Linked DNA regions of Homo sapiens: region 2 is linked to region 1. Evidence: chromatin loops called from intact Hi-C (ENCODE). Cell type or tissue: CD14-positive monocyte. All regions are shown on one strand. Links, peaks and the distances in the headings refer to the core of each region. The heading gives the core; the rest is flanking DNA.

The links. A loop is a pair of places that touch in the nucleus more often than their neighbours do. Peaks named below come from ENCODE experiments on the same cell type or tissue, not always from the same donor. Only the 100,000 strongest peaks of a DNase experiment are listed, where the experiment ranks them.
Region 2: a loop joins it to region 1, with 2.4 times the contacts of the local background. A loop is called at or near these places in 16 of 110 quality-filtered maps.

What each region holds. Positions count from the first base shown.
Region 1 is chr17:21,112,113-21,127,075 of GRCh38, reverse strand. DHRS7B (dehydrogenase/reductase 7B) reads right to left here and starts at 112. Exons shown (of 7, transcript NM_015510.5): 1 at 85-112. The coding sequence starts at 104. RefSeq lists an enhancer at 1-450. In CD14-positive monocyte, for the core only: CTCF peaks have their summits at 7,051 and 7,301; a DNase peak (open chromatin) is centred at 7,245; H3K4me3 peaks cover 745 bases.
Region 2 is chr17:21,165,480-21,180,442 of GRCh38, reverse strand. DHRS7B (dehydrogenase/reductase 7B) reads right to left here. Exons shown (of 7, transcript NM_015510.5): 2 at 8,247-8,425; 3 at 2,101-2,210. Among named protein-coding and RNA genes, the nearest start is that of TMEM11, 41 kb to the left of the region's middle. In CD14-positive monocyte, for the core only: no CTCF peak of the experiment used is centred there; a DNase peak (open chromatin) is centred at 8,852; H3K4me3 peaks cover 1,070 bases; H3K27ac peaks cover 2,963 bases.

The DNA.
Region 1 (14,963 bases), core at 3,654-11,653:
CCTCACCCAAGCCGGGGCGTCGCCTCAGCTCAAGGCCAGACCCTATCGCCTCATCTCGGAGGTTCCTTCTTCCCCAGCCCCTACCTGGTAGCCGGAGAGACCATAGTCAATCAACTTCATCCTCCCGCCTCGGAAGTGACGTGTACGCAGCCGGCGAGGCTCCGTCCAATCCCAGCATTGAGGCTGCGCATGCGCGTTGGGTGGGCGTCCCTCAAGGTGTACACAGGACCCGATGGACCCGAGATCTGATAGGGTCCACCCGCATAACTACAGTGCCTTCATCTTCCGGAGGGAAATTCCGAAGGTCGTGGTTGGTGTTCCGTGGACTTCCGGCGAAGAACACAGTTGGAGAATTCACGATACAGTTATCAAGATGATTATAATGCCACAGTAATCAGAACAGTGTGATAACTGGCACAAAGGTAAAAACAATGAATGAAAAAGAGAGAGACCAGAAACAGACCTGCAGCTATGTAGTCACTTTTTCCTCCTACAAGTAGCCACTGTAATGCAATAAGAAGAGTTTTTTCAATATATAGTGCTAGGTCAATTGAAGGTCGATTGGGGGGAAATGAACCTTGACTCCTATCTCAAGTAAAATAATTCTAGACGGATGGTAGACCTGAATGTGAACAATACAACTCTAGACAATAAAATCGCAGAATATTATGACCATAAGAGAGGAAAATAACGTGTTAGCAGAACACAAAAAGTGCCAGTCCTAAAGGAAAAAGCTGATAAATTGGGTGTCTGTAACTATAAGACACCGAAAAGACCCCATTGAGAAAAGGGAAAGACAATAGAACAGACAAGATATTTGTAATACATATATCTGAAAATGAATTTTATTCAGAATATGTACGTACTTCTTGCAAGTAAATTTTTTAAAGGACCCGAAGTGATTTAAAAAAAAAAAAAAAGCATGAAAAGAGGATATTGAGAGAGTAAAGGGCAGAGGAAGGAAGGGGCAGGGCAGAGGAAGGAAGGGGCGGGGGGACTCTTATCGTTCAAAATCATAAGATGGCAAATGTGTGTAAGGTGGAAAATCTCCCTTTCTGTTCTCCAGGACCCACTTCACCTCCCCCTAGGTAACGATGCTATTAGCTATGTGTGTCCTTCCAGAGCCAGTTTATTCATAACCAAGCAATTATGTATGTATTCAGCACCCCCTTGTTACACAAACAATAGCATTCTGAAACGTCCTTCTGTTTCTTGCTTTTATTAACTTTAGCGAATTAATATATCCTGGAAATTCTTACAGATATTCACAAAATCTGAAAATGGGAAATTTTATTTTTAACTAAATATTTATTTTTGACGTTTTCACAAAAGTTTTTATACCTTTCTGGCCCCTCTCCATTGTTCTGGAAACTCTAGATTCCTGCTTGCCAATTCACAAAGTTTGAATATCCTTGTAGCAAACCCAATATGAACCGTAAGGCAGAAAAATAGGGTCTGGAGACAGGGAACCTAAGGCCAATTCACGCTGACTTCCTAGAACTAAATCAAAAGGAAAACCCGAACTTTCCATGCCCAGGTAACAAAAGGAACAGAAGCTAGTCCCTTTGCAACCTGCCCCGCTTTTCTGCCTGGCAGATGAAAAATTGAAGGTACCTCTGATTGGTCCCCTCTTGCAACCAATCAGGCTGATCACAGGCCACTACTTCTTTTACATAGAGTGTACACCAAGTAACCAACGGGAACCCTCTAGAGGGTATTTAAACTCCAGAAAATTCTGTAACCGGGCTCTTGAGCCACCTGCTAGGCAGGCTCCCAACCTGTGGAGTGTGCTTTTGTTTTCAATAAATCTCTGCTTTTGTTGCATCATTCTTTCCTTGCTTTGTTTGTGCGTTTTGTCCAATTGTTTGTTCAAAACGCCAAGAACCTGGACACTCTCCACTGGTAACACCTGAGTCTTTATTGCATGACTAAGTCAGTTTCCTGGGGTTCATTTCCCAGGCCTGCTACCCTCTTAGCCTACCCACTCTTCAATCCTGCATGGAATTTGTTTTAGAAGCAACTCAATATATTTCAAAGTTTTGGTAACCAATTTGAATTGCATCTGCCAAATGCAAGTGTAAAAACTCTAACTTCGCAGCCAGGATATTATACAAAAAGGATTCCAGTGGGCCGGGTGCAGTGGCTCACACCTGTAATCCAGCATTTTGGAAGGCTGAGGCAGGCGGATCACCTGAGGTCGGGAGTTTGAGATCAGCCTGGCCAACATGGGGAAACCCCATCTACTAAAAATACAAAAAAATCAGCCAGGCATGGTGTCGTTTACCTGTAGTCCCAGCTACTCAGGAGGCTGAGGAAGGAGAATCACTTGAAACCAGGAGGTGGAGGTTGCAGTGAGCAGAGATCATGCCACTGCACTCCAGCCTGGGCAACACAGCGAGACTCCATCTCAAACAAACAAACAAAACAAATAGATTCCAGTGGTTAGCACAGTTCCATGGCCTTCTATGAAAACAAGATGGAAGATTTTTGTTTCCAGGAAGATGAACTAGACACAATTTTCCCTATTCCTTTTACTAAGTACAACTAAAAATTGTGGGCATTATATATAAAACAATCTAAGACTCCAAAAGTTGGAGAGAAGGCAAACCAGCTAGCCACCCTGGGACGCAAGGAACAACATGGTGGGTGTTGCCTTATATATCCCAGACTGGGTGCTAGGAAGCAAGCAACCTGGAAATGCCGACAGGCAAAGACAATGCCCTAAGAAAAGCCTTCTCTCTCTAGCCACAGGACCAGGAAATGGGCAGCCTCAGAGGACAGAAAACGTTTACACAATAATGGCTCTAATCCAGCCCAAACCACAGAAAAAGCCCCATCCCCATGCTTGCCTCTTGGAAAGCCTAGACTGCCACGCATGCTAGGCTGTAAAGAGGCACCACTGTCCCCTCTCCCTGGCATGGTGTCAGAGAAGGCCAAGTGGAGGGCTGGATTTTCTTTTTATTTTTATTTTTTATTTTTTCTTTTTTTTTTGAGACGGAGTCTGGTTCTCTCACCCAAGCTGGAGTGCAGTGGCACAATCTCGGCTCACTGCAACCTCTGCCTCCTGGGTTCAAGCAATTCTCCTGCCTCAGCCTCCTGAGTAGCTGGGATTACAGGCTCACGCCACCACGCCTGGCTAATTTTTGTATTTTTAGTAGAGACGGGGTTTCACCATATTGGCCAGGATGGTCTTGATCTCTTGAGCCTGTGATCCACCCACCTCGGCCTCCTGAAGTGCTGGGATTATAGGCGTGAGCCACCGCGCCCGGCCGAGGGCTGGATTTTCATTCCCACTGAGAGGTGAGGAGACTCTCCCCCAGCATGGTATCAGTGGAAACCATATGGAGAACCTGGACTTCTACCCCACTTAATTGTAAGAAAGCACTCATCCTCTTCCCTGGGGTGATGTCAGAGAGAGTGTTCCATCAAAGCCACCCCCAAAGCCACCCCCAAATGCCCAAGGAGCTGAGAAAACGTAGGAAGCAGACAAATCCAGTTTGTCCATATAGGATAATTATTAGAGGGAGCTTACAGACAGAAGCATGGTCTTGGGTGTCCACAAGGCAGGTGGATCTCCACACAGTAGCCCCGTAGAACCAGGGCTTATATCTTGGGGAAAAAATATACTTACTCTTGGAGGAATGTGTAGATGGTTGAGAGAATGCTGTGGGTGTCACAACCTATGATTTCTGCAACAGCATCAAGGGTTGTTTCTGTAAAAAGGCAAAAGTTACAGTGAATAGGTGATCCGGTATAAAGAGTAATACATCAACTAGACATTTTGGAGGCATTCCTGGAATTGGAGTTAGCGGATTCGCATTGAAAATAGTCACTCTTGTCCCCATAGGGAGCCAAGTGGAGAGTCAGGACTTTCAACGTCACTCAGTTGCAACAAAGCCACCTCCCACCCCACATATCAGTGGAGGTCCCCTCCCCATCCCAGCAAGGGTGGTATCCCTGGAGGCCAACTGGAGAGCCTGAACTCCCACTTGTGCCAAACAACCTCCCTCCACGTGTCAACAAAGGCCAAGTGGAAAACCTGGACTTCCACCCCTACTTGGCAATAATGAAGAGGCATCCCCTTCCCCTGCCAAAGTGGGTCAGGAAGCCTGCTAAAACACAAGATTTAAATGAGATCCAGAGTCTTATGACACCCCAAAGTCCAGGTTTCCACCAAAAAGCACTCATTATACCAAGAAATGGGAAAATCTAAACTTCAATGAGAAAACACAATCAACAGCTGGGCGTGGTGGCTCGCGCCTGTAATCCCAGCACTTTGGGAGGCCAAGGTGGGTGGATCACCTGAGGTCAGGAGTTCAAGACCAGCCTGACCAACATGGTGAAACCCCGTCTCTGTTAAAAATACAAAAATTAGCCGGGCATGGTGGCACATGCCTATAATCCCAGCTACTCGGAGGCTAAGGCAGGAGAATCACTTGAAACCGGGAGGCAGAGGTTGTGGTGAGCCGAGATCACGCCATTGCACTCCAGCTGGGGCAACAAGAGCAAAACTTCATCTCAAAAAAAAAAAAAGAAAGAAAAGAAAAGAAAACACAATGAACAGATGCCAACACAGCCGAACAAGGGGGCACACACCTGTAACTGCAGCACTTCGGGAGGCCAAGATGGAAGGATCCCTTAAACCCAGGAGTTCAAAACCAGCCTCGGCAACATAGTGAGACCCCCATCTCTACGAATAAATTTTTTAAAAAAATTAGTGGGGCTTGGTGACATGTGCCTGTAGTCCCAGCTACCTGGGAGGCTGAGGTGGGAGGATCACTTGAGCACAGGAGTTTGAGGCTGCAGTGAGCTATGATTGCACCACTGCACTCCAGCCTGGGTGACAAAGTGAGACCCTGTCTCAAAAAAATTTTTTTTTAAAAAAAGAAAAATCAATTGTATTTCCATATACTAGCAACAAACATGAAAACCAAAAATTTAAATGCAGTACAATTTATAATCACTCAAAAAATCAAAATACTTAGGTGTAAGTTTAACAAAACATGTACAGGAGTTATAAGCTAAAAGCTACAAAAGATTGTTGTAAGAAATCAAAGATCAGCTGGGCACAGTGGCTCATGCCTACAATCCTAGTACTTTGGGAGGCCGAGGCAGACAGATGGCTTGAGTCCAGGAGTTCAACACAGCCTGGGCAAGACCCCATCTCTACAAAAAAAAAAATACAAAAAATTAACTGGGCATGGTAGCCTGTAGTCCCAGCTACTTGGGAGGCTGACGTGGGAGGATCACTTGAGTCTGGGAGGCAAAGGTTGTAGTGAGCCAAAATCACACCACTGCACTCTAGCCTGGGCGACAGAGTGAGACCCTGTCTCAAAAAAGAAAGGAAATTAAAGATCTAAAGAAAGAGACATTTCAAGCTCATGGACTGAAGACTCAACGTAGTAATGATGTCAATACTCCTTTAATTGATATACAGGTTTAACAAAATTCCTATCAAAATGCCAGCAAAATTTTTTGAAGATGTAGAAAAGATTTTTTTTTTTAATGTATGTGGAAAGGCAAAGGAACTAGAATAAATAGAATAAATAGCTAAAACAATTTTGGAAAACAATAATAAAATGGAACTACCTGATTTCAATTTTTATTATTATTTTTTTGAGACAGGGTCTTACTTTGCTGTCCAGGCTGGAGTGCAGTGGTGCAAACACAGCTCATTGCAGCATCAACCTCCCAGGCTCAGGTGACCCTCCCACTTCAGCCTCCCAGGTAGCTGGGACTACAGGTGCATGTCACCCCGCATGGCTAACTTTTTCTGTATGTTTTGTAGAGACAGGGTCTTGCTATGTTGACCAGGCTGGTCTCGAACTCCTGGGCTCAAGCAATCCTCCCACTGTGGGCTCCCAAAGTTCTGGGATTACAGACGAGAGCAACCGCACCCAGCTTCAAATCTAATTACATAGCTCAAGATTGTTTGGTATTATCGAAGGATGAATACATAGGTCAATGGGAAAAAATAGAGGACCCAGAAATAGCCCCACACAAGTATGTCCATCTGATTTTTTAAGAAAGATTCAAAACAATTCAATGAGATGATAGGCTTTTTCAATAAATGGTGCTGGAGCAATTGAATGTTAATAGGCAAAAATTTAAAAATAAAAATAAAGAAACTTGACCTAAACCTCACACCATTTATGAAAATTAACTCAAAATGAATAATAGATTTAAACATAAAGCATAAAAATTTTAGAAGATAGTACAGGAGAAAATGTGGGGGAACCCTAGTTCTCCACCTAGTTGGTAGAGATTTCTTCAAAATGACACTGAAAGTATGATTCATAAAAGAAAAAAATTCATAAAGTGGACTTGATCAAAATTAAAAATGTTTTGCTCTGCAAAAGACTGTTAATGGAATCAAAAGGCAAACTACACACTGGAAGAATATATATGCAAACTATATATCTGAAAAAGGACTCATATCTAGAATATACAAAGAATTCTCAGCCAGGCACTGAGTGGCTCACACTTGTAATGCTAACACTTTGGGAGGCCAAGGTGGGAGAATTGCTTGAGCCCAGGAGTTTGAGACCAGCCTGGGCAACATAGTGAGATCCTGTTTCTATTTTTTTAAATTAAAAAAAACCTCTCAAAACTCAACGTGAAAAAATTGAGCAATTCAATTTAAAAAATGGACAAAGACATGAACATGAAGAAACACTTCATTGAAGAGAATATACAACCGGCAAATAAGCACATAGAAAGATGATCAACATTACTAGCCATTAGGGAAATACAAATCAAGACCATGGGGAGGTATCACTACACACCTAATAGAACAGCTAGACAGATGTTGAATTTCTTAACACCCCAAAACCTTAGCCTCTCATCCTTAAGATAGTAAAGAAATTGTGAAGCCAAAGATGATAACACTTGTAAAGTGCCACAGAAGATAGTACTCAATAAATTGCAGCCGTTTTTATTGCTGTTGGTGGTGGAATTGTTGCAAAAATACTGGGATGCATAACTATATTTTTCCTCTGATGAAGCCAGAAAAAACTGTCTCAGTAATAACTAAGTTTAGTATAGCTCTAGGAAGAATTTCCTTTAGCGACAGGAACTCTAACAAGTCCCTCCCCCGCCCCCCCCCCGTCCCTCCCGCTGCTGGGAATTTTAAAATAAAATCTGTTTCCTGCTGACCTGTCCTTTGAATGATGCTGCTTGGAGGCTGCGGAAACGTCTCCACCAAATTTCTTTTTCTGAGGTACCTGATGAGCTGCACGGAAACAGCGCCACCTTCCTGAAGCACGCGGAATGGAATCAATAGTTTGTAGTCCCGTGTTTGCGAGTATCACGCCATCTCCTCCTCCGGGAGGTGTAAGGTGAACATTAATGGTGTACTGAAGCTATCAAATTATTAGAACAACCGAGAAGCGATAAGAGAAGAAAAACAATGCATTTTTAAGAACATTGTTGGTTTAAGACTAGGGTGCATGAAGCTGACACAGAGACAAAATGTTCTGTTATTTGCGGTTTCTGGAAAATGTCAGCTTCCTGGCAGGAAAGAAAGTTTCACTGCAACTCCCTGAAACTTAAAAGCTAGTGTTGGTGGCTGCCTCACAGAAATTGTGACTCTCAGAGATAAGAAAGCCCAGACCGGGCGTGGTGGCTCAGCCTGTAATCCCAACACTTTGGGAAGCCGAGGCAGGCGACAGGCGGATCGCTTGAGCCCAGGAGTTCAAGACCAGCCTGAGCAACATGGTGAAACCCCGTCTCTACTAAAACTACGAAAATTAGCCAGGCGTGGTGGCACGTGCCTGTGGTCCCAGCAACTCGGGAAACTAAGGTAGGAGAATCGTTCCAAGCAGGGAGGCAGAGGTTGCAGTGAGTCGAGATCACGCCACTGCACTCCAGCCTGGGTGACAGGGCAAGGCCCTGTCTCAGAAAAAGAAGAGAAAGAAAAAAAAAAGGAAAGAAAAGAAAAAGAAATAAGAAAGCCATATTTCTTCTCTTAGAGAAAGGATTTATAATTTTTATTTATTTATTTTTTGAGACGGAATCATCATGCTCTGTCACCCAGGCTGGAGTGCAGTGGCGCAATCTCGGCTCACGGCAAGCTCCGCCTCCCGGGTTCAAGTGGTTTTTCTAACTCAGCCTCCCGAGTAGCTGGGATTACAGGGGCCCACCAACAGGCCTGTCTAATTGTTTTGTATTTTTAGTAGAGACGGGGTTTCACCATGTTGGCAAGGCTGGTTTCCAACTCCTGACCTCAAGCGATCCGCCTGCCTTGGCCTCCCAAAGAGCTAGGATTACAAGCAGGAGCCATTGCGCCCGGCCAGGATTTATCAAATTTTGTATAAAACTGTATTTTAGGGTCTTACGTCTATTCTACAAACAATATCTATACTGTATTTTCTTCAAATCCTTAATCAGATATTATATTGAAGAGGGACATCCAGAAAGGCTGAGTGCAGGGTAGGACACATATTTTAATAAAATTGATTTTTCCACAGGAAGCTGTTGGCACTTGGGAGCTAGACCATTGCTGTCCCATGTGGTGGCTACTAGGTACATGTGGCTGTTTATGTTTAAATTCAGTAAAGTTTAAAATTCAGTTCTTCAGTCCCACTAGCCACATTTCAGGTGTTCAACACAGTGACCAATACAGCAAATGTCCAATGTTCGTTACAGATGTAGAGCATTTCCACCATGCATATGGGTCGCAGAGAAGCCACATTTACCTTAAAAAAACAGCCCTTCTGCACTCAATTATTTCTACTAAATAGTTCTACTCCTGTTGAAGACATCTCTGTGTCAGACTATGAGCTGATGTCAAATGGGAAAAAACCTCAGACACTGGCATTGAACCTGGAGAGTCTGGCTCCAGAGCACCCTTGCAAACAGTTACACTGTCTGGATTTCCCAGACAGGAGTGGGGTTAGTGGGTGCAGCTCTGCAGTACAATGACATGGCTGGCTCGGTTCTAGTCCAGGGAGGAAATTCTCTGACAGTGGAGTCCCATGAACCCGCCTCCCCACTGACACACACACATACACACACACACACACACACACACACACACACACACACACACACACATCTTCCCTCAGAGATTGTGCAGAATGTGTAGGAGACCTCCCTCCTAAGGAACCAGGTCTTCCTCTGTTGCCCAGGCTGGGGTGCAGTGGCATGATCTCAGCTCACTGCAACTTCTGCCTCCTGAGTTCAAGATTCAAGTGATTCTCCTGCCTCAGCCTCCTGAGTAGCTGGGATTACAGGCATATGCCACCATGCTCTGCTAATTTTTCTATGTTTACTAGAGATGGGGTTTCACCATGTTGGCTGGGCTGGTCTCGAACTCCTTACCTCAGGTAATCCACCCACCTTGGCATCCCAAATAAGAAACCAATTCTATTTCATGCTCACCAGGAGCTGTCTGGGTTTTGTTCGAATCAGCCTGTCAGTTTAACAGGTTACCACATCTTCATCCTGGCTTGATGAGAGACAGTTTTATTTGCTTTTCTCATGTATATTCAACTTCAGAGCTTCCACTTTTTGGTGAACACATTTAATAAATGAAAGGGGGGAAGAAAGAGCCAAAATGAGATTATGATAATTATGAAATATTTTTAAAGCAGTCAATTTAATAAAACGATTTTAACATGCAAATATAAGATGTCATGCATTTGTGATTTTTATAAGACAGTTTCACAATTCATGGAAAAATCTACTAATTGGTAGTGCCTCAGAAGCTGTGCAGTGATGCTGGAGGGAGTGCAAGTGACGTTTTTCTCATCACTGTCTTCTCTGACGCTGCGGCCTCATACAGCAGTAAGGTCCAAAGCCTAAACTCTAGGGCCTTTTTGAATACGAAGTGGGGACCACTGCCTGGCCCACTCCTACCAGCGTCCCTCCTCCAGCAGGCGGTGGGGCCTGGACGTGTCTCCCAGGAGTCATCTTGTCCTGGCCCTTCCAGCCCCATTCTCTCCGTTTCCCAGCAGGCATCTGTATTGATGTTCCCGAGGCAAGTGACTGACCTTCACTGTCCCTTTCCCGCCTTCCTGCCAGGAAGAATACTGGGGTGCATAAGCTACCACCTACCCTGCCATTTAAGCTCCTCCTAGAATCGTGCATGGCCTACTGGTCATGAGGTGGGTTTCTTCCATCTGTTCCAGTCCCTTAGGGAAGCAGCTCCTTAACCCCTCACCGTTAACACCGTGATGCTAACACAGGACATTTCAGGAGTTGTTCAGTTCAGTGTTTCTCTATTCCTTTAGCATGGATGTACCCACACAAGAGGCTATGGGTTTCTAAGCATCTTTGTATTCCAGAGGTGACCACATCCCTCCTTGAGGCCGGGAAAATCTGCCTCTGAGCCAAATAAGGTGTGTGTGTGTGTGTGTGTTGTTTTTTTGTTTTTTGGGAACAGGGTCCCTCTCTGTCACCCAGGCTGGAGTACAGTGACCCAATCACAGGCTCACTGCAGCCTTGACCTTCTGGACCCAAGCAATTCTCCTACCTCTGACTTCTGTGTTGGTGGGACTACAGAGTGCACCAGGAAGCCTGGCTAATTTTTGTACTTTTTTTTTTTTTTTGTAGAGACGGGGTCTCACCATGTGGCCCAGACTGGTCTTGAACTCTTGGGCTCAAGCAATCCATCCACTTCGGCTTCCCAAAGTGCTGGGATTACAGGTATAAGCTACAGCACCCAGCCTCCAAATAAGCTTTGATCTTAAGATTTCTCCCAGGAAAGAATTAAATTATCCAGGCTCAAAAAGTGCTGAAAAGATGCTAAACAGCATCTGCTTGGCAGTGGACTGGAAGCCAAGGGAAGGGGGAAGAGCAGCAAGGACTTAGGGAGGATGCAGGGTGATGAAGATCTCACAGAAGCAGCAGGTTTAGGGGGAAATGGGATGAACTCCTTTTTGGATATGTTGGGTTTGACATTCTGGCAAGAGAGCTTAATAGGGCAGCTCAGCAAGCTTGGCTCTATGAGTTTGTTAGGCCTGAAGACGGAGCAGAGACCACAGGGGTACATGAGATTTCCCTAAGGAATGGGTGTGGGCCCCACATCTACACCGTGGAGTAAGAAGAGAATAGGACTGTGGTAGGTTGAATTTTTGTTTACCCAGATGTGGCACCCCCACATCTGGATTAAACACATTCCTGCTCAGTAGAACCCAGGAGCAGCCACGAGACTTGCATAATCAGCCACATGTAAGCAGAAGTGACATGGGTCACCTCTGAGCAGAAACTGTGTGTGATTTACCATGTCTCTTTCTCTTCTTTCTGCCCTAAGACCATCAATGTCCCAAACAGAGACTTTTCCAACAGACTGGGTCCTGGAGTGAAAAAAGTGATGTGTAGTACTGTAGCAGGCCCACGATGGACACGTAACATGAGCAAGAAATGAACTGTTGTCGTTGTAAGCCACTGAGATGGGAGGGCAGTCATTTTTCACACAGCATAACCTAACCTATACTGACTGATACAAGGTCAAGGACAGATCCTTGGTGATCACTTAGGGCACAGAAAGAGGAAGAGAAGATGTAGAAGATGATCCTCAGAGAAGAGGATGAGAACAGGAATGCAAGTGACAGAAATACTAAAGCGTTTTCTTCATTTAATCCAGCATTAACTGATGATCAGTGTCATTGTTCTAAGCACAATCCCTAAGTAGGGCAATTGAGGAACATCTTTCAATATTTCAAATTTCATGTATGCCCCCATCTGAGCACTTCCATGATTCTATAGATATATTTACATATGTGCTGTGATGGTTAATACTGAGTGTCAACTTGATTGGATTCAAGGATGCCAAGTATTGTTCCTGGGTGTGTCCATCAGGGTGTTGTCAAAGGAGATTAACATTTGATTCAGTGGACTAAGAGAGGCAGATCCACCCTCAATCTGGATGGGCACCATCTAATTAGCTGCCAGTACAGCTAGGATAAAAGCAGGCAGAGGAACACAGGAGGACTAGACTGGCTGAGTCTTCCAGCTTTCATCTTTCTGCTGTGCTGGATGTTTCCTGCCCTCGAACAACGGACTCCAAGTTCTTCAGCTTTTGGACTCTTGGACCTACACCAGTGGTTTGCCAGGGGTTTTTGGGCCTCTGGCCACAGACTGAAGGCTGTACTGTCGGCTTCCCTGTTTTTGAGGTTTTAGGACTTGGGCTGGTTTCCTTGTTCCTCAGTTTGCAGATGGCCTATTGTGGGACTTCACCTTGTGATCCTGTGAGTCAATACTCCTTAATAAACTCCCTTTCATATACACATCTATCCTATTAGTCCTGTCTCTCTAGAGAACCCTGACGAATACATATGCAAAATGATGTATGTACAAGACTATGTAATACATCCTTATTTTTGATAGCAAAAGATTGAACCAACTCAAATATCCATTAATGGAAGCCTGGTTAAATCCATCGGAGTATAGCCACACACTGTAATACCATGAAACTCAAAGAAGTAACTCTATGCACCAACAGGAGAAGTCACTACATATCTTAGTGACATATATAAAGTTTAAAAAAGCAAAGTGAGACTTGATTTTACTGTGATAATATTAACAAATATTGGCTGGGCGCGGTGGCTCACGCCTGTAATCCCAGCACTTTGGGAGGCCGAGGTGGGCGGATCACAAGGTCAGGAGATCGAGACCATCCTGGCTAACATGATGAAACCCCGTCTCTACTAAAAATACAAAAAAATTAGCCGGGCATGGTAGCGGGTGCCTGTAGTCCCAGCTACTCGGGAGGCCGAGGCAGGAGAATGGCGTGAACTTGGGAGGCGGAGCTTGCAGTGAGCCGAGATCGCGCCACTGCACTCCAGCCTGGGCGAGAGGGAGACTCCGTCTCAAAAAAAAAAAAAAAAAAAAAAAAAATTAACAAATACTGCCCCCACCATTGTTAAAATTGGTTTGCCCCCCACCATTGTTAAAATTGGTTTGCGACCAACATTTTCTTGCTCAGAGATCTGTAGGTCAGGTGGTTTGGGCTGCCGATTAGGTTCACATGTGCTCCACATGTCTCTCATTTTGGGACCCAGTCTGAAGGTACAGAGGCTACCTGGGGCAAGTCCTTGTCATGGCAGATGGCAAGAGTGCAAGAGGTCTAGGGGGAACTTATCAGTCCTCCTAAAGCCTCTGCTTGGATATGACACACTTTCACTTGTGCCCAAACGAAGTACACTACATATGGCAAAGCCCAAAGTCAGCCAAAAAGAGAAGTGAACTCTACCACAATGGGGAGAGGTGACAGGAGTGAATATTTGCAGCCCAATCAAAACACAGATCCATAAGGAGCTAGGCTCAGAAACCACACAAAGGATGGGACATGGAAACTGGGATGGGGGGATAAGAATGAGGGAACAGGTCACTAAGTGAATTCTTTACTTTTTATTTATTGTTATTTTAATGTATTAACTTAATGCTTTTGAACCATGTGAATAAAATTTAAGTAACTGAGAAAAAATTAACAATGTGCATTATACTTTGTAAACTCCATCAATGTAAAATAATCAAAAGGGTCAGAATCTAATTTAAAGAGAGTTTATTCAGTCACAAAGTGTAAGGCTAGGCTACCAACACCAACTCCAAAGGAATGAGGTCAGCGTTTCAAAATAGGGACGTTTAGCGATTTCATTTGTATAGGCAGAGACAGAGGAGTTTTGCAAGATTACAACATTATTCATACAAGGATAGCACACGGTTACAGCAAATTGATTAATTATAGGTAGTACTTCTTTTGGGAAGGGTACATTTAACATTTTTTTTTTTTTTTTTGCAGAGGGTCTAATAATCATGAGGTTTCTGTCATCTAGTCTAAGCACAGCAGGACAAAAAAGAGAAGTTTGTTTTTTTTTTGAGACAGGGTTTTTTTTGTTTTTTTTTTTTTTTTTGAGACAGGGTTTTGCTCTGTCACCCAGGCTACAGTGCAATAGCATGATCTCGGCTCACTGCAGCCCCTGCCTCCTGTGCTCAAGTGATCCTCCTGTCTCAGCCTCCTGAGTAGCTGGGGCTACAGGCACATGCCACAATGCCCAGCTAATTTTTGTGTTTTTTGTAGAGACAGGGTTTTGCCATGTTGCCCATGCTGGTCTTGAAACCCTGGGCTCAGGTGATCTGCCTGCCTCAGCCTTCCAAATTGCTGGGATTACAGGTGTGAGCCACTGCACCTGGCCAGGAAGTTAATATTTAACAAGGGTCATTAATTAAGAAGGCAAGGCCAGACATGGTGGCTCACGCCTGTAATCCCAGTACTTTGGGAGGCCAAAGCAGGCAGATCACCTGAGATCGGGAGTTCGAGACCAGCCTGACCAACATGGAGAAACCCCGTCTCTACTAAAAATACAAAATTAGCCGGTGTGGTGGCGCATGCCTGTAATCCCAGCGATTTGGGAGGCTGAGGCAAGAGAATCGCTTGAACCCAGGAAGCAGAGGTTGCAGTGAGCCAAGATCACGCCACTGCACTCCAGCTGGGCAACAAGGGCAAAACTCCGTCTCAAAAAAAAAGAAAAAAGAAAAAAAAGAAGGCAGGAGGGTTTTGTCCCTAATGTCCTTTAGTTCTCTCTAGTCATTGTACAGGACAAGAAAACTAAGAAAGTGAGTTAATCTATAATCTGAGAGCAGACATTGTAACCACATGTGACTCAAATCACAGTCACATCTCTCTCGAGTCTTAACGTGTTTTTTGGGTGTTCCAACAGCTTTTACGTTTTATTTTCACATTTTCCCCTTTTCATCAAGATCTTTTGAAGAAAGCATTGTAGATGAACTCAATAGTTTTAACTCCTTTTTAATTTTTTAAAAATATTTATTTATTTATTTATTTATTTATTTTAGAGACAGGGTCTTACTCTTACCCAGGCCACAGTGCAGTGGCTCAATCACAGCTCACTGCAGCCTTAAACTCCTAGGCTCAAGTGATCCTCCTGCTTCAGCCTCTCAAGTAGCTGGGATTTCTCAGACTCTTTTTATGTCCAGGAGTTTAGTCCCATGTCACTAGG
Region 2 (14,963 bases), core at 4,173-12,172, 53 kb before region 1:
TAATACCATGTATAAAAATTAACTCAAATGGATCAATCACCTAAATGTAAGATTTAAAATTATAAAACTTGGCCAGGCGTGGTGGCTAACACCTGTAATCCCAACATTGTGGGAGGCTGAGGCAGGTGGATCATGAGGTCAAGAGACTGAGACCATTCTGGCCAACACGGTGAAACCCAATCTCTACTAAAAATACAAAAATTAGCTAGGTGTGGTGGTGCGTGCCTGTAGTCCCAGATATTTGGGAGGCTGAGGCAGGAGAATCACTTGAACCTGGGAGGCGGAGCTTGCAGGGAGCCAAGATCGTGTCACTGCATTCCAGCCTAGGTGACAGAGCGAGACTCCCTCTCAAAAAAAAAAAAAAAAAAAGAAAGTGGGCTGGGCATGGTGGCTCATGCCTGTAACCCCAGCACTTTGGGAGGCCCCAGGCGGGTGGATCGCCTGAGGTCGGGAGTTAGAGACCAGCCTGACCAATATGGAGAAGCCCCGTCTCTACTAAAAATACAAAATTAGCCGGGCGTGGTGGCGCATGCCAGTCATCCCAGCTACTTGGGAGGCTGAGGCAGGAGAATCGCTTGAACCCAGGAGGCAGAGGTTGTGGTGAGCTGAGATCGCACCGTTGCACTCCAGCCTCGGCAACAAGAGTGAAACTCCATCTCAAAAAGAAAAAAAAAAAAAAAGAAAGTGAAAAGATACTGAGTGAGAGAAAATATTTGCAAATCACATATCTTATAAGGGATTAATATCCCGAATACATAAAGAACTCCTAAACTCAACAACAACAAACAACAACCTGATTAAAAAAACAAGCAAAGGACTTGAATAGACATTTCTCTTTTTTTTGAGACAGAGTCTCGCTCTGTCACCCAGGGTGGAGTGCAGTGGTGCGATCTTGGTTCACTGTAACCTCCACCTCCTGGGTTCAAGTGATTCTGCTGCCTCAGCCTTCTGAGTAGTTGGGACTACGGGCATGCACCACCACACCCAGCTAAGTTTTGTACTTTTTGGTAGAGATGGGTTTCGTCATGTTGGCCAGGCTGGTCTCAAACTCCTGGCCTCAAGTGATCATCCACTCACCTCGGCCTCCCAAAGTGCTGGAATTACAGGCATGAGCCACAGTGCCTGGCCTTGAATAGACATTTCTCCAAAGATTAATAAATGGTCAATAAGCACATGAAAAGATGCTCAACATCATTTTTAATTAGGGAAATACAAATCAAAACCACAATAAGGAGGCTCAGGTAGGAGGATCACTTGAGGCCACAAGTCCAAGACCAATCTGGGCAACATAGTGAGACCGTGTCTCTACATAAAAGTAGAAAAAAAAAAATTTAGCTGGGTGTGGTGGCACATGCCTATAGTCCTAGCTACTCAAGAGGCTGACGTGGGAGGATCACTTGAGCCCAGGAGTTCAAGGCTGCAGTGAGCTATGACTGTGCCACTGCACTCTAGCCTGGGTGACAGAGCAAGAGCCTAAGAAAATAAAACAAGGGCTGTACTGGTGGCTCACGCCTGTAATCCCAGCACTTTGGGAGGCTGAGGCGGGCAGATCATCTGAGATCAGGAGTCCAGCCTGGTCAATATGGTGAAACCACGTCTCTACAAAAAATACAAAAATCAGCTGAGTGTGGTGGTGTGCACCTGTAATCCCAGCTACTCAGGAGGCTGAGGCGGAAGAATCGCTTGAACCCAGGGGGCAGAGATTGCAGTGAACCGAGATTGGGCCATTGCACTCCAGCCTGGGTGACAGAGCGAGACTCCGTGTCCCAAAAAAAAAAAAAAAAACACCTTTTAAAGTTATCACCATCCCCCACTCCCACCCAGTAAGTAGAGCTTAGCCAGGTAAAAGGAAAGGGAGAAAAGAGAACTTTCTCAACTCACAGTGCTAGCCAGTAGGGGCATCAGGATGTAAACCACTGGACAGTTCTCTCTCCCTATGCAGTGGGCCCGGTTCGCTATGGAGACCTGCTGCCTTCCCTGGGACAGTGTGACGCATGGATGTCCTACAGCTCAGCAGTCCAGGAGTGGGCCACTATCTCCTCAGTGCCTACAGAAGACGGCCTGCACTCCTTCCCCATGGAAAGCACGCCCCTGGCTCACCTTGGTGGCATGAGAAGCGGTGAGTTCTCTGATGAGCTCTTCTAGGGCCCCACCATTCCGGCCACAGAGCACCAGTTTAGCACCCGCAGCATAGAAGACTTTTGCACATTCTAAGGGAAGAGAAAAGAGCCTTGACAGCCATTCTTCCTCAGTGCCGTTCAGTTTAAATTCACCCAGCGTTGCTGTTTGCTGCTTCACACCCTTCACAGGTCTGTGTTGGCCCCTGCTGTGTGGCCCAGCATGAAGCTGGGAGCTAGGGCCCAATGCCGGGCTCACGCCCAGTGCTACAAACATCCACAGGGCAAAGAGAAAGGAGGGCCGAGGTGGACAGATGTGTTAAGTATCATGCTCAGAACACCCCATGATGTTCCTGTTCACCTGGATCAGCTGTGAGCATCACCTATCTTCACAGCTGAGGGAGCTCACCAAGGTCACTCAGGCAGGGTCTTGTCCTGATTGGCAAGGTCAATGAGGGCCAGCTATTATGGTGCTGTGCCCTGCCAAGACTGTGTGGTGGCACTACCCAGGCACAGCTCTCCTGGAAATACTCACACAGTCCTGTAGAAAAGCTGGGGCAGGGGACCGAGGCCCTTCCCAGATCTGATGGGCTGTTTCCCAGGGAGTGCTTGAGGCAGAGGGAGCAGAGTGCCTGAAGGGCCACAGGCAGATAGAGATGGGACAGAAGGTGGAGGGTCTAACAACCTCACTGGCTGGGGAGGGGTCAAGTCAGTGCACGCAAGCACCTGCCACACGCAGGACTATTAAGGGTGCCTGCCTTTGAAAAGGCTCAGTCCTGCTGGGCGGGAGGGAGTGGGGACACTGGAGGAAAGCAGGCTCCACCAAGCCCACCACACTATTCCAGGTAACAATCGATGCGGACTTCAACTACGACCACAGCAGGGACAGTCCAAAGCTAGTCAGACACGTGCTCTATATTCTTTTGGTGGCAAGAAACAGAAACTAAACTCACACTGGGGCAAAGCAAAAAGAGAATTTGCCAGAGGGATTGTGGGGAAGTTCAAGAATGAAGAGGAGAGCCGGATGGCCGAAACCTAGGAGGGACCCAAGTGCTGGCTGCCCGGGTGCTCTCACGTGCCTGGGTGCTCTCACACGCGGGCAGGCCCCAGAGCTCACATGCACAGTTTTGTCTTGTCTCTTCCCAGCTCTGATCAAATCCCAGGGAAGGCCGTGATCAGCCTTGAGTGGGGGGCCCAGCAAGGGTCACAGGTAATTCTCCTGTGGCTAAGCAGGAGGGCCTGACGAGAAACCCCCTGGACGCAGCAGGGTAAACCATGAGAACTGGGGGTGGAGGACTACTCTATGAGGAGTCAGAAAGGAAACGGAGTGATGGGAGGAGAGGAGGCAGAGGGTGGCGTCGTTGCTTCTTGCTTACCCTCCCCTGCAACATATCCTATGTAAATGTTCAGTGCCCCAAAAATGTACATACAGCTTATGAAAAGCAGGACAGCCCAGCAGCCAAGAGAGTGGACTTGAGCTAGACTTCCAACTCCAGTAAGTTAGAACCTCTTTGTTTCTGACTTTCCTCTTATTTAGGATGCTTTTTATCTATCAAACACGGTAGTAAGAGACTACCTACCTTAACTCATTCAGTCCCTCGGGGTGTGACCGTGAGATTGAATGAGTTAAGGTAGGTAATCTCTTACCACAGTGTTTGATAAACAGCACTACAGCGGTGTCAATTGTCATTTTTGTATTTCTATTTATTAAAAATATTTTTTTTAGAGACAGGGTCTTACTCTGTTGCTCAGGCTGGAGTGCAGTGGCACAATTATAGTTCACTGTAGCCTCGAACTCCTGGGTTCCAGTGATCCTTCCACCTCAGCCTGCAGAGTAGGTGGGACCACAGATACTCGCCACCATGGCTGGCTAATTTTTGTATTTTTGTAGAGATGGAGATTTTGCCATGTTGCCCAGGCTGGTGTCAAATTCCTGGGCTCAAGCGATCTTCCTGCCATGACTTCCCAAAATGCTGAGATTACAGGCATGAGCCACTGTGCCTGGCCATATTTCTGAACTACTTTGTAAAAATGTTCTGGCCGGGCATAGTGGCTCATGCCTGTAATCTCAGCATTATGGGAAGCTGAGGCAGAAGGATCGCTTGAGCCCAGAAGTTTGAGACCAGCCTGGGAAACATAGGAATCTTGTCTCTACAAAAAATAAAAAATTAGCCAGGTGTGGTGGCGCATGCCTGTAGTCCCAGCTACTCAGGAGGCTAAGGTGGGAGGATCCCTTGAGCCTGGGAAGTCAAGTGAGCCATGATCACACCACTGTACTCCAGCCTGGGTGACAGAGCAAGACCTGTCTCAAAAAATAAAAATATGTGTAAATAATAATGTTCTAAAAACTGATGATGAAAACTGAAACATAGTTTTTTACTTTTTTTTTTTTTTTTTTTGATACAGGGTCTCGCTCTGCACCCAGGCTAGAATGCAGTAGTGTCATCATGGCTCTCTGCAGCCTCAACCTCCCAGGCTCAAGCGAGCCTCCACCTCAGGCTTCCAAGTTGCCGGGACTACAGGCACATGCCACCATGCTTGGCTAACTTTTGTAGAGATGAGGTTTCGCCATGTTGCCCAGGCTGCTCTAGAACTCCTGAACTCAAGCGATCCTCCTGCCTGGGCCTCCAAAAGTGCTGGGATTACAGGCATGAGCCACTGCACCTGGCCACATGCTGGTTTAAAGAGGCACTCCTGTCCTCACCTGAGGCATAGTCTCCCTTAAGTGCTCACCAGCAGATCTGCACAGGATACCTTGGCCCCTGGCTGACCCTGACCTGACACCAGTGAGCCACTGACTTGGTTCCAGACCGAATCTTAGAGGCCCAGGTGATTAGGTGGCACCCTAGCTCCTGGTTCATGAAAGGGAATGGCCTTTGCAGGCTAATTCCATCTCTGGTAGCCATGTGGTGATGGGCCAATACTGCAGGGTCAGAGGATCAGGGCTGCCATCTCCTCAGCTGGGAAGGAAAGGTCAGAGGGGCAGGCGGTGTGTACTGGTCTGAACAGGCCTGCCCTTAGAGAAGTGTCAAACTTCCTTAAAGCTAGATGGGTTCAAAACATGGGAGGAGAAGAAACTCCTTCAGCACCAGGGGTCCTGAGAGGTCTGAGGGAAGGCTCCCTGACGTCTGTCTCATGGTGTGAAGCCTCCGTGTGCTCCACAGCTTCTTGTTCAGCTCCCCACACAGCATTTGCTCATCCCCCAGGCGCCTCTCCATACACCCGACAGTCTTCGGGAAAGAGGTGCTAAGTAGACTCAATCTAGACACACTATCTTCTTTGAAGGAGGTGAGGTTGGTGTGTTCGTTGGCTCATCCCAACAAAGGGCAAAAGCCCGGAGAGAGCACCCACCCTGGGTAGTGAGGCCTGGTCCCAGCGCCCCAACCCTGCCTCCCTGGTGCGCTTCTCAGCAGAGCAGCAGAGCCCCCACAGGAATGAGGGGGGTGATGGCTGCACTCCAAGCCAGATGCCAGCATTCCTGAGGCTAGAACTGCTCATCCGGTTTATAAATCATTCCCAAAGGCTAGGAACCTTGGGCCCTGCTGGCTTCCTCACCCCATTTTGTCTTGTCCTGACCAATACATAGGACATTTGTGAGGTGCCACCAAAGGGTGCAGACACAGAACCCTTCAAAGGTGGGAGTCCCGCTGGAGTCTAAACAGCTTTGGGGAGATGACTGCCTCAAACCTGTTTGAGTTTTGCTTCCTAGCAAAGCTAAAAAGAGAGGAAATGAAAGTTTGTGTAGGGAGTGACAGAAATGAAAACAACAGATTGGAAGGATTCCATTTTCATTTATTGAAAAGCTGATATTGGAAGGTAGGAGGGTCCAAGGAAAACAACTCCAAGGTACGATATATGAAGGGCTGCAGATGACTGTCCAGTGCCGCTGGCACGCCTGGCTGGAAATCAACAGAGCTGTGCACAGCCCTGTGGCTAAAGCTGGAGGAAGGAGATATCCAGAACGTTCTGTTCCTTTAGTCAGTGGTCCCACACTATTCTACAAGGACAAGCTCAAGAGGCTTAAGTACACAAAACAAGAGACAAGATAGGAGAAACACGGAAAACTGAAGACTCGTTGCATAACTCCAAACCTTCCGGGTGGCTGACACGGCAGGCAGAGCCACTGAGGACAACATAGCTCTGCCTCCTCACAGAAGCAAGGCAACATCAGAACGTCCTTGGTGGCATCAACAGTGGCTGTACTTGACATGGCCAGTTAAGAACCTGCCCTACTTTATCTGGATGGAGGGACTCTTGTTCCCAAAAAGTTAAATGGGGCAGAATATAAGCAGTGACTGGAATCCAGGAAGGGCCTGACATCTTATGATACATAGACAGGTCTGGTGACCTCCGTGACATTTTCTGTTCCCTTCATAGTCTTGGTGTCAGGAGAGGAGATGCAGAATGAAGATGACAGCATGCTTCTCAAACATGCATGGATGGGAGCACTTGCGACTCAGAGCTCCACCTCTGCCAGCCCTCAAATGCTCTTCAAGGACTTTCACAAAATGCTTCTCTTTGAGCTCAAGAGAAGTGGCTGCTGACCACCCTATATATAGTAACTGAGTAAGGTCAGAGGACTGACGATGGCAAAGGGCCTGCAGACAGCTGTCCCTGCAAAGGTCTGGATATCCAATGACAGATATGGTGTTCACCCCTGGAGACCTCACCTAACATCCACAGTGGTGCACAAATGAATCCATACTCCCTAAAGCTTTCCCAGGCCACCCCTGGCCAACTGCAAGCCACTTCCACCACAAAGACCCACCTGCCTCTCTGTGTTCATGCAACACCCAACTGTATAAGTCCCTACAGGACCGTGCTTCTCCCCTACCTCTGGGCCTGTCTGGAATGTTCTGTCTACTAGCCCACCTATTCCTTCTACCTGGCCATCTCCCCTGCTGAAGCTTTGAGACTGTGAGTTCTAGAGACAGAGATGTGGGTTTGACTCTAGGTTTTGTACCTTCTGGCTGGAAGTCCTAGTCATTCCTTCTCTGAATCTTAGCTGTGAGAAGTCAGTGAGATCATGCATGTAAAAGTGCTTAGCACAAGTCAGCACATATACATGTGCCTTGTTGCCACCAGGCTGGTTTGAGAGCATATGTTACTGCAATGGCAATATATTGAGATAAGTCCTTGCCTTTCTCCTTACAACAGACGACCGTGACCTCCTTGAAGGAAGGGACCCTGTCTTTCATCTGTTTGTTCTAGAACCTGACCCAGAGCCTCCCACTTTAGCAGGTGCTCCATCAGCTCCAGCTGAGCTATCACCAACCAGAAGATGTAGCAGCGGGTGGGGTCACCACAATTCAGGGAACTCCTCAGCTTTCTTCCATGGAACTCAGAGTAAGCGTGGATGGCAGATGGTATGGTGTGTGCATGTGCAACGTGCCAAGTCAATATACGTGTGTGGCAGGAAAACAATGGAGCCCTGTAACTCAGAGGCTTCCAGAAATGGGAGAAGGGGGAACCCAGGTTTTGACACTCCAGGCCAGGGTCCCGGTACACCATTCCTGAGACTTAGAAGCTCATGGTGTTCACTGGGTTGGAATGGACCTAGATTGGAGACCCTGGAACAGCTGAGGCACCATTTATCTGTCTTTGACCTTGTCTAGACCATGCTGAGGGGACAGCTGGGGGCCTGGCCTGGGATGGCAAGGCCCAGAGAAAGCATGCACCAAAGCTGTGAACCAGAGGCCCCGGCTGAATCTAGGAAAGGACATGTTTCATTTGGTCCTCATAGAGGTAAAAACACGTTTTAAGTTAGCTGTCCATATTTGGAAATTGGGATATTTCACATAAAATTCCTACCTCAGCAAGCAACTGAGGCTGAGCAGGGCTGCCCTGTGAGGGGCAGGTATCCCATCCCACCCCACCCCACCCCACCCCCGGGGCCAGGCTGCTTCTCTCACACTTGCCTCCCACCCTGACGCTGAGTCATTTCTCACTGTGCCTTGGCTCCTGCTTTTTCCACTTGTACCAAGGACAGTGCCATCCGGCCCACTTCCCTTATCTGGCCTTCTGCTGCCGCTTCGGGCATTTGCGCTGGTGGTCCCTGTGCAGCTGGGCCGCTCCTCATCCCTGGCTGACTTACCCCCGCCCCCTGGCAGCACTGCCTCCAGGACCCACCTTTGCCCAGCCCTGAGGTGGCGCCTGTGATCACCACCACAGCATTCCGCAGGTAGGCCTTCCCGCGCACCCACTGCAGCAGCCGGAAGAGGCCGAAGACGCCCAGGCAGCCGAACAGCAGGGGCAGGATGGCTGTGGAGGTGATGAAGTCCATGGCCTTCACCTTCGGCAGACTCTTCCTGGAAGAACCAAAACCAAACACACCAGTGACAAAGTAGCAGAGTTCAGGGGACTTTCCTAGGCTCTTCCTCTCATCTGATATGAATCCCAGATCTCCCTCTGTGGACTCCAGCTCTAAGCCCTAGCAAGCATTGACCCAGGCCCTGCACCCTCGGCCGACTGTTCAGCATTGTAGAACTTTCTTCCTCTCAGTACTGACATGAGCGGACAGAAAAGCCACAGGCCTCATGCTGCCCCTCAGGGAACAAGCGGAGATTGCCATTCAGCCTAGGACATAGTCACCCACAGTGTTACAGGAAGAGGTGGTGTGTCAGTACTCACCTGCCTCTCCTTCGGAAACCTGTGTTGGCCTTACCTCAAGTAATGCCTGTTTTCATTTTCAATCCCTGAATACTTGTGAAACTAGAAAGGGGTTTTTTGAGGAAAGGAAAAAGGAAGTCGTACCAATTCTTATCCTCTTCAGAGCAGACACTCAGAGGACGGACGTTTCTGGGTGGAGCAGCCCCTAGACTGTTACAGTGAGGGCCACAGATGGACTTCTGACCACAGGCCTCACAGACACCCAAAGGGGATTCAGTGCAGGGCCCTGCCCCAAGCACCAGCATGGGCTCCGGCCGGTGAGCGTGCTGCCCCGCTGTGCCTGTGGCATGTTCCTGCCCAGCATTCCCCAGTGAGCCATGAAATCTGGAGGCTGTATGAGTGTCTGTGCAACAGTGTGCAGTTGATTCTTAGAAAATGTGTGTTTTTCCCCATCTGCCCTTATTTCCCCTGAACCTCCCCCATTCCTCCGCATTCACCTGTCCTCCTGTGCCCAAAGCAGGAGATAAGAGGGGGACACAGGGTTAAAGGAAGGCTGAGGAGGAGCTGGTGAGGACCGTGGTGAGCACCATGTGCTGTCGCTGGGAAGCAATGCCCTGGAAGGCCACTTGACGAGCGAGCCAGAGTCTATGAGACAAAAGGCCCCCCCCGAGTCCACCTCCAGGGCTGTGGTTTACGAGCACAGAATCCTTCTCAGGAAGGAAGAGGCTGGAATCCAAGAAGAGAGTTCTGGCAAACCAGACTGTAGCTCTAAATTATTCATAAGCTTGGAGCAATAATGTAAAACCCTCAGCCACCTACTTAATATCCCATCTCAAGCCCACATATAAAAAAAAAATTCTGCTTCCTTTCGTAAGAGGACATCAACTCTGGATGCCAGAGTGAAGCCAGGAACACTGTGGACTCCCAACACACATCCATCTATGCACCAAGTCGCTTTGATCCTGAAGTTCATGTTCAGGGTGGCTGTCCTGATCTATGCTAAATTGCCCCCTACAAGAGGATTCTACTGCAACGGAACTGTCAACTGAACTAGATTAGCATTTACTTTTTCACCTGCTTTTCCAGATACACCTGAATTCTTAACCACCATAAAAAACAGCCACATTCTTGGACTGTAAAAATGACAGTTTCCCATCAACTGCCACTTAATCCACCTCTGAAAACACCTCAGCTACTATCTGCTGCATGGATAAAGCTCCCTCTTGCCCTACACTATGCCAAGCCTCCATTGTATGAACTGGGGATTAAGGTGGTATCTAAAGCACCAAGCTTTTCACCAGGCACTACTGGTACCATCCCTGCCCCAAGAGGAAGTTCTGACCAGGTGTTCTTGCCTGCAGGCTATGCTGGGTCCCAAGGACCCTTTGTGTGGAATCTGAGAAGTGCTCAGGAAAGCTGTAGAGTAGGCACCGAGGCCTGTGCCACTCCAGGGTTCTGTGGGTGCTGCCTGGAGTCCTGCACGGGACCAAGATCCTGAAAACAGGGAATGTGGGAGGGTTTCCTAGGGGAAGGAGGGATAAACAGTGGGAGGCAGGAATGGTTGCCATTTTGTTGATATAGCTTTACCAGAAAATTACAGCAATTGACAAAAGGCAAGAGAAGGCTCCAGGCAAGGATAGCTTAAAACTTGCATGTAATAAGCTGGTTGAGGGGTGGGGGCTTGGGAAGAGTTCAACCCGGCTGGATGGCTATTTGGTAAAAGCTTTTTTCTCACTGCAATCCCAGGTCTTTGTACCAGGTAGGTCTCAGGGTAGGACCACCCTGCCTTGTCCAGAATGGCCCAGGGCCCAGCCACTGCCCAGGATGAGCTTGAGGTATGAAAGGGGTGGGGGCCTCAGCTCAGGGAAGGATAGTAGGGCTCAGCCTCTGGGGCCGGGACCCAGAGCCCCACTAGGCGTGTTGGGTGGAAACCCCTCCGAACACTCCTCCGTGGGCCCCTGGAGGCCAGTGCCTGTGAAGTCCACCCAATTTCAAATTGACAACCTGGGGCTGAGGCACAGTGCCACCGAGGTCATGGGGGTCAAGAGCCAAGTATGCAGCCTGTCGCTTCTCAAAACTCAGAGACCACTTGAAAAACACTAACTGCAGCACAACAGCGGCAGTGCAGGGGTCATGAGGATGAACCCTCAAGCCAGCCTGGCTTGGGTGACACCCTGGCCCAGTCACTTGGCAGCCTGGCAAAGGGGCCTCACTGCCCTGGGCCTCAGTGTCCTCGCCTCTGAGCTGAAGTTGTGAGAGGACCTCCCTCCTGGGTTTGTTATGAGGTTGGATGAATTCATCTGTACACAGAGGGAACACAGCTGCCACCAGCATCATAATGACCACCATTAACTCAAAGTTCCTGGATCAGGACCTCACCTCCCAGCAATCCGACTCCCAAGACTGTCTGAAGGGACCCCTGGCTTGTGAAGTGTGGTTCTTTCCAAATAAAGGAAGCTCATTAAATGTATTAAGTGTCCAATGTTGTTTAACTTCTATATTTTCATAAACCTTTCAGTTTAATCAAATTAACAAATAGGAAAAAACTCCACAACATTGGCAGAAGTCAGGCTCTCATGTCCCAAGTTTTGTGTTAGAAAATGTGGTTATCAAGGCCAGCAAAGCAGGAGAGAGCAGACAGGTACTAAAATGTCCCTCAACCCCGTCTTCACACCCAGGGAGGAGCAGGATGAAAATAAACCAGCCCAGCAAGGCTCCCCAGTGGAAGATGATTAAAGTTCCCAACAAATTGCACTTTCATGCAACCTAATTAAAACTCAAGCCAGCAATCCATGACATGAAGAAAAGAGCGAAAACTACACACCGTCTTGTACACTTCTGGGATTCCTTGAGCACCTGACACAACATCACAGGCCAGCCTTGGTCTCCTGGCCCTGGAGACCACTTTGCCTGAGGCAAACATGGCGCCGGGTGAATGGGATCCATCCTTGGCCCGGGCCGCTGTCTGTGGGGAGAGCGCATGTCTGCATTCAGTCTGGTAAAGTGCTATCGAATCAGAATGCAAAGCAAATTAAAAGCCAGTGCCAAGGCCAAACGCAGTGCCTCGCGCCTGTAATTCCAGCACTTTGGGAGGCTGAGGTAGGGGGATCGCTTCAGCCTGGGAATTCAAGACCAGCCCGGGCAACATGGTGAAATCCCGTCTCTACAAAAAACACATAAACTAACCAGGTATGGTAGTGCACGTCTGTAGTCCCAGCTTCTTGGGAGGCTGAGGTGGGAGGATTGCTTGAGCCTAGGAAGTTGAGGCTACAGTGAGCCAAGATTGCACCACTGCACTCCAGCCTGGGTGACAAAGTGAGGCCCTGTCTCAAAAGCAAACAAAAAACAAAATCCAGTGCCAACTCTCCCCTGCTAACAAAGAATGACCATGGTGGGAAAAGACACCCCAGAGTGAGCCATTTATCTGAGAATCAGGTTCAATTCCAGCATAACTTTCCTGACTAGATGAAGTTGTTCATATTGATAATCCCGACTCTTTCCAGAGTTTTTCAAACTCTGAAAGCCCTCCTAATAGTTCTTCCACTATGCAGGGCATGTGGCCACACTGCTGGGCCTTCTTGGGTTCTTAGAGACAGCTGTGCCAACACTTTCCTAGCTTGTCTTTGGAAGTCAGGATGACCATGAGAGCTAGCCATGGAAAGCCCCACCACCTTGCTGTGGTGTCCAGGGCTTTCTACCAGCTAAAAGGACAGCTTCACAGTGGAAGAAAGGAACAGTGTTCTAGCTGGCCACATTTCCAGATTAGGAAATAAATCTACATAAAGCAAGGTCAAAGGGAGGCCTGTTTTCTTTGAAAATGGCATACAAGAAGGATTTATATATATGTATAAACTTTAATATATTTATCAATCATGCATTTTATACCAAAATCCTTATTAACTGCTAGTTTCAGATATATAGCCAGATCATGGACTGAGAAGGCAAGATTGATGGTATAAAAAGGGACTGGGAAAAAATATCTGGCTCACGATTTTCAGCATTTGGAGATCAGCTTGTAGAAAGAAGGGACAGAGTCTGTCTAGCACCACTGTGAGCCATGGCAGAAAGCAGGACAGAGACATGGGGAGAGAGAGTGAAGCCAGAAAAAGAAGGTGAGAGCCCCTCAAATAGAAACCATAGTGCACACGGCATCTGGAAGCAGAGGGCACCACCTACACATGGAATGTGTGCAGTCATAGTCACACTCTTAGTCCTTGGGCAAGAGACCTGAAACACAGTCTCACACTGATGAGACTCACGAACTGGCGTGAGGAAGGGAGAGAGCTCAGGGGCTCACATATTAATACTGTCTGCTTATATTTTCATCCCTTGCCAGATCCATGAGCTCTAGACCCAGGTTAAAAGAGTGCAAAGGTAGCAAAGTCCCGCTAAGGGTGAGGGTTCCTTGGGCCCGGGCAGCCAGAGTTCGGGGCTTCTCTCTGTGATTCTGCTGCTCCTTTACTTTCTGCTGAACCCACCACTGTGTAACTCCCTCACATCCATTTGTGCAGCTCATCCACCCTTTAAAGGGCTTCTGGAACCTCAAATTAGACATGAGACTATCACCAAGAAATCAACTCTGAGCACAAATGTCACCCTTTATGTCATCCATTCCATTCCTTCTACTTTGGCCAAAATTCTCCCTTGCATTTCACAGACGGAATCCGTTCCTAAGATTCCTTTCTCTCGAGCATTTTTTTTTTTAAAGAACTGTTAACAAAAATAGGTTGTTGGAAGCTACTCAGAAACCACATACAGAAATTAAACTACTAACAGCCACATCTGAGAATCAAAGGAGGGGATCTCAAAACCCACCAAAGTTTTTTTTAAAAAGAACAATTTCAGGTCTGTAAGAAGGATTAGCCATGAAATAATTTGCCATGTTACACACAAGAAAATCAGGCTAAAGGGCAGAGAGGAGTTCCAACTGGAAGGAAAGACACTGAAATCACACGGCAAGGAGTGGCTTAGTATTGCTAAAGCAGTTAGGATCCTGCTCCCACAAACCTACACGTACTCTTTTATTTTATAACCAATGGCCAGTTCTAATCAGCTGCTCTATTTAAGGTGACATAAACTATGGGTCATGCTTATGACCCATATCTTGAAATATATCTGAAAGCTTCTGTCATTTTCAGAAAGTAAAGGCAGGGTCAAACTGCCTTTTTTTTTTTTTGGTCTCAAATGTCTGAGAAGCCACATTAAGGCCGCCTTCGACTGGAAAAAAAAAAGAACAATATCCTACCTCAGATGGCAGCTACCTTGCCAGTGGCGGTTCCTGGCGCCAGTGTCTTCTCTGGTCTTTTGACCTGGGCCAGAGGACACCTTCAGGTCAGCAAGCCCTCCCTGGAATGCCTGAACAAGCCACGGCAGAGTGGCCTGTGGGGTGTATTTTCAGAAGCCAGCCTTCAGCTCCCTGGTTTAAAAGAGTACAGGCTGGCTTTAGTAAAAATAAAACCTGAAGGAAGGCTGGAGATTTCAGACCAGGCTCCTGAGTGTTCAATCCTGGGAAGAGCAGCCACATTGAAGTGAGCTCTGCTCTCCAGTAAGATGCCAAGCACATGCTTCCCGGCAATCCTGTGAGGGGGGGCGGAGAAAGGTGCCAAAGCCCAGCCCCGGGCCCTGTAATATGATGGCACAGGAGTGCGGTGACAATGAACAGGAGGCAGAGCCCGCGCCAAGTCTGTCTGTTCATTATGGCCTAAAGCCCTCCTTATCAATTATAGCACTTACTATGGCTACCTAGGAACTTGGACACACACAATTTTGGTTTTTAATGTGGTTTTTTTTTTTTTTTTTTGGAGACGGAGTCTTGCTCTGTTGCCCAGGCTGGAGAGCAGTGCCGCGATCTTTGCTCACTGCAACCTCCACCTCCTGGGTTCAAGTAATTCTTCTGCCTCAGCCTCCCGCGTAGCTGCGACTACAGGCGCACGCCACCACACCTGGCTAATTTTTGTATTTTTAGTAGAGACGGGGTTTCACCATACTGGCCAGGCTGGTCTCGAACTCCTGACCTTGTGATCTGCCCACCTCAGCCTCCCAAAATGCTGAGCCACCACGTCCGGCCTTAATATGCTTCTTAAAGTGAATTTAGATCAGGCGCAGTTGACTCACACCTGTAATCTCACCATTTTGGGAGGCCAGGATGGGTGGACTGCTTGAGCTCACAAGTTTGGGACCAGCCTGGGCAACAGCGAAACCCCATCTTTACCAAAAATTAAAAATTAGCCAGGCATG